Linked DNA regions of Homo sapiens: region 2 is linked to region 1. A link is a loop called in an ENCODE intact Hi-C map of the cell type or tissue named here. Cell type or tissue: dorsolateral prefrontal cortex. All regions are shown on one strand. Region 1 has its middle 11 kb from the start of PABPC3. Region 2 overlaps MTMR6 (myotubularin related protein 6).

The links. A loop is a pair of places that touch in the nucleus more often than their neighbours do. Peaks named below come from ENCODE experiments on the same cell type or tissue, not always from the same donor. Only the 100,000 strongest peaks of a DNase experiment are listed, where the experiment ranks them.
Region 2: a loop joins it to region 1, with 2.8 times the contacts of the local background. A loop is called at or near these places in 7 of 110 quality-filtered maps.

The regions. Positions count from the first base shown.
Region 1 is chr13:25,082,330-25,087,329 of GRCh38, forward strand. No RefSeq gene overlaps it. Among named protein-coding and RNA genes, the nearest start is that of PABPC3, 11 kb to the right of the region's middle. In dorsolateral prefrontal cortex, CTCF peaks have their summits at 2,997 (motif pointing right) and 3,198; a DNase peak (open chromatin) is centred at 3,032; H3K4me3 peaks cover 949 bases; H3K27ac peaks cover 2,633 bases.
Region 2 is chr13:25,247,373-25,252,372 of GRCh38, forward strand. It overlaps MTMR6 (myotubularin related protein 6), which reads right to left. Exons shown (of 14, transcript NM_004685.5): 12 at 4,481-4,612; 13 at 4,277-4,403; 14 at 1-2,120. The coding sequence ends at 1,860. Among named protein-coding and RNA genes, the nearest start is that of MTMR6, 38 kb to the right of the region's middle. In dorsolateral prefrontal cortex, a CTCF peak has its summit at 1,979; a DNase peak (open chromatin) is centred at 1,959; H3K27ac peaks cover 3,046 bases.

The DNA.
Region 1 (5,000 bases):
ATGCTAATATCCCCTGTATCTCCTCTAGTTAACCAATTTAAATAGAGTCATTTATTTCCTATGGGAACTCCTACTGATACAGAGCCCACTTACCACAATAGCAGCAACAAAAAAATTCATTGGAATTAATAAGTGAGAAATCACAGGAGCTATATAAAGAACATCAAAATCAACATAAAAAGACATAAACAAATGCAAAGACATTCATATACTTGTACAGGAAGTTTCAACATCCCAAAGATGGCAATTCTTCCTTAGCTCATTCACAAATCAAATACCAACAGATATTTTATTGTTTTGTTGCTGCTGTTGTTCTTGCATTATTAAACAAACCAGTTTTAACATTCACGTTGAAAATGAAACAAACAAGAATAGTTAGAAAAACTCTGAAAAAGAAGAGTAAATGTTAAAAAAAATTGCAATAATTATGAATTGAAGGAAAGACATGTTATCAAACAAAAAGCCTGGAAATATATCCAAATACTCACAAAATTTTCAACAAAAATTACATCTGAAATCAGTGGGGGGAAAGATAGACTAATAAATGGTTTAGGGAAAACAGGTAGCATTCTAGAAATAAAAATACAATTGAATTTGTATCTTATTCAACAGGAAAATGTCAAAACAAATCAAAGATTTAAATGTCAAAAATGGAATCAAAAGTATTAGAAGTAAACACCAGATAATTTTTTGTAATTTTAGAGTGGTGTCTTTGTTTTGTGCTGTTATAACAGAATGCCTGAGACTGAGTAATTTATAATAGACAGAAATGTATTTGGCTTATGCTTCTGAAAGCTGAGAAGTCTGGGATCAGGGAGCTGCATCTGGCTAGGGCTTTCTTACTGTGTCATCCCATGGTGGAAGGACAGAAGGGCCCAAGAGCACACATGAGACAGCAAGAGGAGAAGGAGGCTGAACTCATCTATTTATCAAGAATTCAATCCCCAAAACAGCATTAATTCATTCATGAGGGCAGAGTCATCATGGCCTAATCACATCTTAAAGGTCCCACCTCTCAACACCATTGCATTGGGGATTAAGTTTCCAACACATAAACTTGGAGGGATACATTCAAACTATAGCAAGCAGTAAAAGCCTTTCTAATTACAGTTGTTCTTCTGTATACTTGGGGGATTTATTCCAAGACCTCCCTCAGATATCAAAGCCCATGAATGCTCAAGTCTGTTATATAAAATGGTGTATTATTTGCATATAACCTATGCACATTCTCCTGTATACTTTAAATCATCCTTCTGCTTATAAGGATTACTTATAACACCTAATACAATGTAAATACTATGTAAATAGTGGTCCTATTTTTAAAAATTTGTATTATATTTATTATTGTATTGTTATTTTTTATTCTTTTTTTCTTAACATTTTCAATCCATGGTTTGGGTGCAGAACTCACAGATACTGACAGCCAACTGCATAACACAAAATCCAGAAGTTATTACAAAAAAATTTAAAACCTATATGACAAAAATAACATTATAAATAACGTCAAAAGATGAACTGTGAATAAAATAATGTGCTCCCAGAAATCCATAAGAAAAAAACCAACAATCCAATAGAAACATGACCAGAACAGACAATTAGCAGAAAAAGAAATACAAAAGACTTTAAGCATAAGAAAAGATGCTCAACTTTTCTCATAATAAGAGAAAAGCAAATTAAAACAACACTGAGAAATTACTACTCACTTCTCAGGTAGGAAAACTGAAAAATATGATAAAGTATTTCTGGCGAGGCTGTGGGAAAATAGGTTCTATCATACACAGCTCTTAGAAGTGTAAATTAGTACCAGCTCTAAGGAGGGCTGTTGACAACATTTATTAGAATTTCAAATGTGTTTACTTTTTGATCTAGCTTTCTATTCCTAGATATTTACTCTGCAGAAATATTTGCACAGTTGCAAAACTACATCTATACAAGCTGTGAGAATTGCAGATACCAGGATGAAATCACTCTTGTCAGACCCTGACAAACTAGGGCTGGGAATGCAGAAAGGAGGGGGTTCATGCTAGCATGTCTGAGATAAGAACTGTTTCAAAGGACTTTCTAAAAATCTGACAAGAAATCCTTTCACATCCTTTGCACATCTTCTGCCTTGCAAAGCTTGCACATTTCACCCGTATACATGTATTTCTATGACAAGATGCATCACCAGATATTCTTTAGGACTGCAACAATCCATATAAGATGCTCTGAAAAGAACACTTGCCCAGTAACAGCATCTCCATCAATAAACTGATGACAGTTCTGACTTTGAGCCACTGGAACCAATGAATTCTGCTTCTAAATAGCTTATGTTGAACCTCTCTTTTTGCCAGTAAAAGCTTTCCTTTACCCTTCTCTCACTTGTGGTTTGCCATTCCATGAATCCCAGATTATAATTCCCTTTTTCCATTCCAGAATAAATTCAATATATTTCGGGATAGTTTTCTCTAATGTCTTTTCTTTGGGTTGACGTAATCTGGTGTCAGAAGTGGGATGAAACAATTACCTTTGGAAGGGATCAGCGACCTTTGGGACAAGGCGAGGTACACACAATTGGGCCTTTTGTGCACTCCACCTCCACAGATTGCCTTTTTATTTTTCCTATCCAGATACAACTTCTCTCAGGTCAAGCTCCCTTCCTTGGTAGCAGTTGTCTGTTGACCTTATTCAGGATCTGGCTGGGTTAAGGGACCTTAGTAAAGGCTCTTGCTTCTGGGAATATTAAAGACTTTTTGTCTTTTCTGCCAAATCTTTTCTGGTACAAAGACAGTTTGTCTTTCTGGTTCTGGTAATGCACTTTTGGTTTCTGAGTATTTGCATACATTTACAGTTTTGTTTGCTGCTTGATTTTTTCCTTCTGTTTCCAAACATCTTTTGAGAACAAAATTTACTTTCTAAAAAGGTGGGCACAGTTGACCCTTTAAAAGCCATTAGGGCATTTGCCACCATTCTGCCAGGGATATCAGTCTCCAAAGAGAAGTCTCTCGCGTCAGGATAAACCGGGACACAGACAGAGAAGATTACCACTAGGGGGCCTGCCAGTTTCAAGAAAAGATGTATGCATCTAGAGAAAACTTGGTCACAGGTGGGGCGATTAGTGTACAGGCTCCAGCCATGTCAAACAAAACCCTGGGCCAGGCACACTAAAACAAACCCCTAAAATTCCCTGACAGGGCTTACAGATTTTTCTTTTGTTCTCAAGAGATTAATAAGAAGCAGAATGGGATCCCAAAATTCCAAAGGAGACAATAACGGTTCCCCTTCTGAGAACGCTGCAGGCCATATGTCAAAAAATTATCCTCCCAATGGAAAGAGTACACCAAAACTAATTTGGAGCTTCAGTAACCATCATAAGGGTCTTTTGAGTTCCTCCAAACTTGTCTTTCTTAGGACAAAATTAGAAGACTCTGGTCCTAAAATTAAACAATCCAAATGGGAGGCCTACTTCAACTGGCACCTAAAAGGTTCTAAGCACATTCAGGATTCTAACATTGCCTCCCTGCAAGACACTGTCCCCAAATTAACTGAGAAAAACAGTTAGGGAAAGATGACAAAGCCTTGGAGGCCCAGACTTTTTCCTCCCTGAAGGGGACCTCCCTTCTCTCTCCTCTGTCCCCTGTCTCCATCCTCCTTTGGCTGAAATGCCTTTCCCTCTAGATTCCTCAGCTCCTACTACCCTGAACCTGATCCTGTTAAAACCTGTCCTTCTAAAGTTAAGCTCACTAATGATTCCTCTAACCCCCACGTTTCTCATGTTCCTTGGTGCAAGGCTGAACTACAAGTCGCTGCAAAGAATTCCCAAAGTCTCTGAGGACCCTGACCAGCTTGCTGATGAATTCAACGTGGTAATTCAAGTGGATTAACCAGGAATTCTCATCTAGGCCAGAGGTTCACATGCCTGTTGGTGAAGGTCAGGCCCAATGCTGGATGGCCTAGGCTCGTTGACATGGCCCTGAGAAGGATTTAGATAAATATACATCCGAAGACTGTGAAAAAACCCAAAGCATGGCAAAAAAAGAACCTTCACAAGGCTATTCTGGAGGCTTTTCCTAAAACCTTAGGCTGAAATAAAATCAGGCCTGTACCCAAGATCATAATGAGCCAGTTTATAATTACTATAGTCAGCCTCAGGTTGCATTTTTTAAAAATTCTGAATTACCTGTAGATGTAGATTCTACTCAAGTAGTCTTTCATTTTATGTTGTGAAAGCCTTTTCTCAAGAATTTCCCCAGCTTGTTGAAAAAGCCCATGTAGGACTGGGCACAGTGGCTCATGCCTGTAATTCCAGCACTTTGAGAGGCTAAGATGAGAGGATTGCTTAAGACCAGGATTTGAAACCAGCCTGGGCAACATAGTGAGACCCCATCTCTACAAAAAAAATTTCAAAATTAGCTGGATATGGTGGTGCACACCTGTAGTCCCAGCTACTCGGGAGGCTGAAGTTGGAGGGTCACTGGAGCCTGGGAGTTGGAGGCTCCAGTAAGCTGTGATCAGGCCACTGTAATCCAGCCTGAGCAACAGAGTGAGACCCTGTCACACACACAAAAAAAGGGGAAAGAGCCCACATAAAATAGAAAACTATGCTCACTTCTGGTAGAGCTAATTTGACAAATCAGCTTGCCCACACACTTCAGGACGTTAATAAAAATAAAACCACTAAAGTTCTTTTGTTTTAAAACTTTTATTTTAGGTTCAGGGTACATGTGCAGGTTTGTTATATAGTAAACTCACGTCACAGGGGTTGGTTGTACAGATTATTTTGTCACCAGGTACTAAGCCTAGTACCCAATAGTTATTTTTTCTGATCCTCTCCCTCTGCCACCCTCCCGCCTCAAGAAGGATCCAGTATCTGTCGCTCCCCTCTTGTGTCCATGTGTTCTTATCATTTATCTCCCACTTACAAGTGAGAACATGTGGTATTTGGTTTTCTGTTCCTGCTTTAGTTTGCTAAGGATGATGGCATCCAGCTCCATCCATGTTCCTGCAAAAGATATGATCTT
Region 2 (5,000 bases), 170 kb after region 1:
TACACAGTCTGCTTTTGCCAACATATACCCTGTAGGTCACTTAAGATGTAACTGATTTCTCAGTCCACCTGTGAGCATATAAACACACAAATATATGTCTGAAGTTGAAGATTAAGATAATAAACCAGAGTTGAATACAAGAAGTCAGCCACAGAAGATTCTAAAACCACAATCAGTGACTGGAACACCAAGGCACAAAAACTTCCCTTTGTAGTCACAGAGATTAAGTTTCCATTCCCAGTGCTTAAATATGGAAGCAGGATTGGTTAATCACATACTATATTTTATAGTGCATTTCTGTTGCTGTTTAAAAAGGAATATTTTTTAAATTACATAATGTATTACAGAAAAGCATTGGAAAAATAAACAGGATAAGATAAGCTCTCATACAATAAAGTTTTTTTTGGTCTGAAAAAGATGTTTATATTCAAAACTAATATAATAGAGGTGTAACAGAAAGTAGCATGAGGAACACTATGCAAATTGCCTAATACTCGAATTGTACTTCATGCCACCATGTTATTTAAATTTTCAATTTTAAAGCCAGTTGGGTGATATTGCTAATTCCAAGTGATAGTTTTGGGGTTTTTATGTTTTGTTTCTTGTTTTTTGGTAATTTAAAGATATGTACTAGTACACAGAATAAACAGTAAATATAACATGGCAAAATGAAATCTTTCCCAGAGTTTATGTTGCTTTTGTTAAACAGTAACTTTGTACTAGAATCTCTTTTTTTTTCTATATTTAACAAGAAGAAAAATAATGCTCCACATAGAAATGACTTCAAAATTCATGCAACCATGCACAACCTAAACTATCTGTACTTCCCTTTTTTATTTACCCAAAAGTTTTTGAGTAAACTGAAAGTTAGATACTCCAGGAACAGCAACTCATTGAGCAATAAGGCAGTTTAAAAATATACATATACATGTACTATTCATTGTTTCTCAGAACAGTTTTAGAGCTTTAGCTCTTTAAACTTACACAGTTGTGAAAGAAATAAAGCCAACCACAAAATAAGAATCAATGGAATGCAGTAATCCATATATAAAAGACAGTCAAATGTGCTTATACGTATTCAAGAAATCAATATTCTAAGCTGTAAATAATAAATTATCAAATGTAGCACTAAACAAATTATGATCAGAATAAACCTTCAGTTTCATTAATTTTGAATACAAAAGTGGGGCAGGCTAAACGTGAACAGTGTACTTCTACAAGTGTTTATATAGAAGTATTGTAGCATGCACCCCCAGCAGTAATGAGAGCACAATTCTTTACAAACAAAACAAGGCTGACCAGAAGAAAAACAAAACAAAAAATCTTGTTGTAGGCTGTAAAACTTAAGGGTAAAGAATCCACTGGGAATTTAAGGCTTTCTTAGAAATATTTTTCATGGCACTTTAACATTAAATATCACTAAAAGGCAAAATATGTAAATATTCATAGTTACAAAGCTACATAATTGAAAGTACATGCCATATCATTTATTAAGAAACTATGTTGTCAAATTTTGTTTTCTTGAAGTTAAATTGTACTTAAGGAAGGTTATTTATGTTTGGCTGAATTAACATAAATCATAAACGTCAATTCACTAGTGTACAGTGCAAATTGTGTTTTGAGTAAATACATCAAATACCACTCATTTCTTACAGAACTGAATGTCATTCCTTGCTGGAAATGCAATTAAAATGACTTATTTCTCTCACAAGGGTAGTTATTATCCTTCCTTCAACTATTAGCCTACTGTTAAACCCTAAAATTGTTATTAGACAAATTCCTTTTGGTTATGCTTACAGACCATCCTCACAATAATCCTTTTCTTGTACTGCAATCATTGCAGAAAAAACTCTATGAGTCTAACAAGTCATTCTTGCCACACCATACTCTAAGCTGACCACAGCAGGTTCTGATTTAGAAAACTCTTCTGCATATTCACTATAACGATTATCTGCCGGGCTGCTGCCCTCTATAGTTCGAAGAGCATCATTTACGGGTAGCAGAGTCTGCTCTTTAAAACACAGGGAAGTTTTGAGGTTAGGTGATTCAGGATGAACTGAATGTAACAATTCCTTGGTGAGGATGCCATCTGTTTGCTTATTTTTGCGTTGTTTAATTTTCTAGAACAAACACAAATTTGAAAAAATTACTAATTGCATAAGCCACAATATGTTACATGAAAAAAGAAAACATGCTTTTGCAAAATATGTTCTCTGTATGTATAATGCAAAACTAAATCTCAAAAAAGTAGAAACATTTAATGCATATGACATGGTTGAAAATCCTAATTGTGTACAATTTTTTGCTGTGGAAAATTGTTAGTTTTTATATTTATTAAACAAACAATCCAGCAAGACTTGACTGCAGGCGATCACTAGGCTTCCACACTTAAAATGGACATATATTACCTAGAAAGCATAACAGGTAAACATTTATAATAAAAGAAATGTGTATGAAACATTCACCCTGAAAACACAACAAACAAACTTGTGTAGCTAAAGGGCTCACTGACTATATAGAGTTTTTCTTACATGGTTTTCCTACAGTGGTTTGTTAGGTAAAAATAACAGACTTTAAACACAACAGAACTTTACTTTTTTAACAGAAGATTTTTAAAGTGTCCTGTGGCAGAGTATCATGCTCTCCAAATTCTTGGACTGTCCCGATAATCTTGTATTACCTATTATCCTGGACTTGCCTCTCTTGACCATATCCTTCTACAATTTACTCAAGCAGTCATTACCTCTTTATCTAAAAGATGACTAAGGGAGACTCCTGCCTGAGAGGTAGATGAGACAGTCTTACTGTTATAACTGTCTAGGATTTAAAAAATATATATATACTTACTGATCCTTTTTGCTTATATAGGATGGCAGAAAAAAGATTATAGGAAAGTCTTAGGGTAGAGAGGGATTTGTTAAACAAGACACACACAGAAAGCATAAAACATTGAGCAATTTGACATGAAAATTCAAAACATCTATATATAGCATACCATAAATAAAGTGGAAAAGACAATAGGCTGGACAAAACCATTTGTAATATATATAACTAACAAAGAATTAGTGCCTGGCATATAAACAACTCTTACAAATCACTAAGAAAAAGGCAAATATGCCAACAGAAAAATGAGCAAAGGTTTGAACAGTCCATTCACAGAAAAGGAAAACCAAATGGCCAACAAATATGGAAAGTCATTTAACTTCATTTGTAATCATGGAAATCCAAAACTGAAAACAATTTAAATATTCATCCATAGCTGAATGGATAGACTGTGATATATTCATATAATATAAAGTTATATAGTAGTTACTAATAAAAAGATGAATAAAAGCTACATGTATCAACATGGATAAATGTCAAAACACTGTTGAGCAAAATGAAGCACATAAACAGTATGGTAACTTTTATATAGTTTTAAAACATCAGTTTCTTAAGCAGAGTGAAGGGTATATTGGCCTATACATTGTCTGTTTCCCTTTACAACTCATACAAACATTATAGATAGTCTTTGGTATTTTTTCAATACACAGTAAAAATATTTTAAGTCAAGAAAAACAGTATTATAAATTGTGATACATGGGTGAAGACTGGGTAAGAGTATAGAGGGTCTTCAAATAGATCTATGTTTTATTTCTTTTTTTTTTGTTTGTTTTTGTTTTGAGATGGAGTCTTGCTCTGTCACCCAGGCTGGAGTGCAGAGGCATGATCTTGGCTCACTGCAACCTCCGCCTCCCAGGTTCAAGCAATTCTCCTGCTTCAGCCTCCCAAGTAGCTGGGATTACAGGCATGCGCCACCATGCCCGGCTACTTTTTTGTTATTTTTTTAGTAGAGATGGGGTTTCACTGTGCTGACCAGGCTGGTCTCAAACTCTCCTGACCTGGTGATCCACCCGCCTCGGCCTCCCAAAGTGCTGGGATTACAGGCGTGAGCCACTGCGCCCGGCCTATGTTTTATTTCTTAAAACAAGAACAAGAAAGATCTGAGGCATATATAGTAAATGTTAAAATCCCACAAAAGCTAGCTGGTGGGTACACAGATAGTTATTATGTTTATCTATACGTTATGCTATATACTTCCGGTATTTTAATGTATTTTAAAATACAAAGAAAGTGATTCGAACTAACGTATTCAATCAAAGTAGGGATGACCTGATTTTGAAGAAACTGCTTACTTCAGAAGTTTATGTGCTGATTTACACCAACAATACAAATATTAGTCTAATCGTAAACTAATTTCACATTCCAAATATATTAGATACTTCAGAATACTTACAGATTCTAGGTCTTTAATATCTTTCTCTAATTGTTTATTTTGCTCATTCATATTCATAATTATATTAAATACAGACTGCCTAGGATGCAGTGTTCGATCAAATTGATGGTACATGTTCCTCCAAAACCTTTATGACAAAAAAAAGTTTCAATAAATTGTGTTTGAGAAAATTCAAGTATAAATACTCCAATGATGTCAACTTACTTAAAATTGAAAGATACTGTATTTGGCTCCAAAACTGTAAATCTGTGAGATTCGGAACTGTAGAGAGGATTTAAGTACTTCTTTTGGTCTTCCAAAAGAAATGGCCACAGGGAATAAGTCTTCTCCTTCAACCTTAATATAATGAGAAAAACACAGAGATCTTTCCTATAGATGCAAAGTAGTAATGGTAATATTCATTTTTATAAATCAGGCGATGGCTTCCGAAGCAGATTTAAATTTTAGTTTTTTCTTGTATTCACAGTCTAACCTTGTCTCAGAATTCTGTATTATCTCTATTCTCCTTTTTCATTCATAATTAGGTAATAAAGTCATGTTTCTTGAACACAACACAGGTATAACATTTTCTCTCACAACCATATATTTTAAGGGATTCCTCTCAACTCACACAATTTCAAAAACTTGGTCTCTGTTCCACCTACTTCAAATCACCACAAACATACACATAGAACAAGACACTAATGCATCTTTCTGTCTGGCCTTCTCTTAACCCCACGTCTGG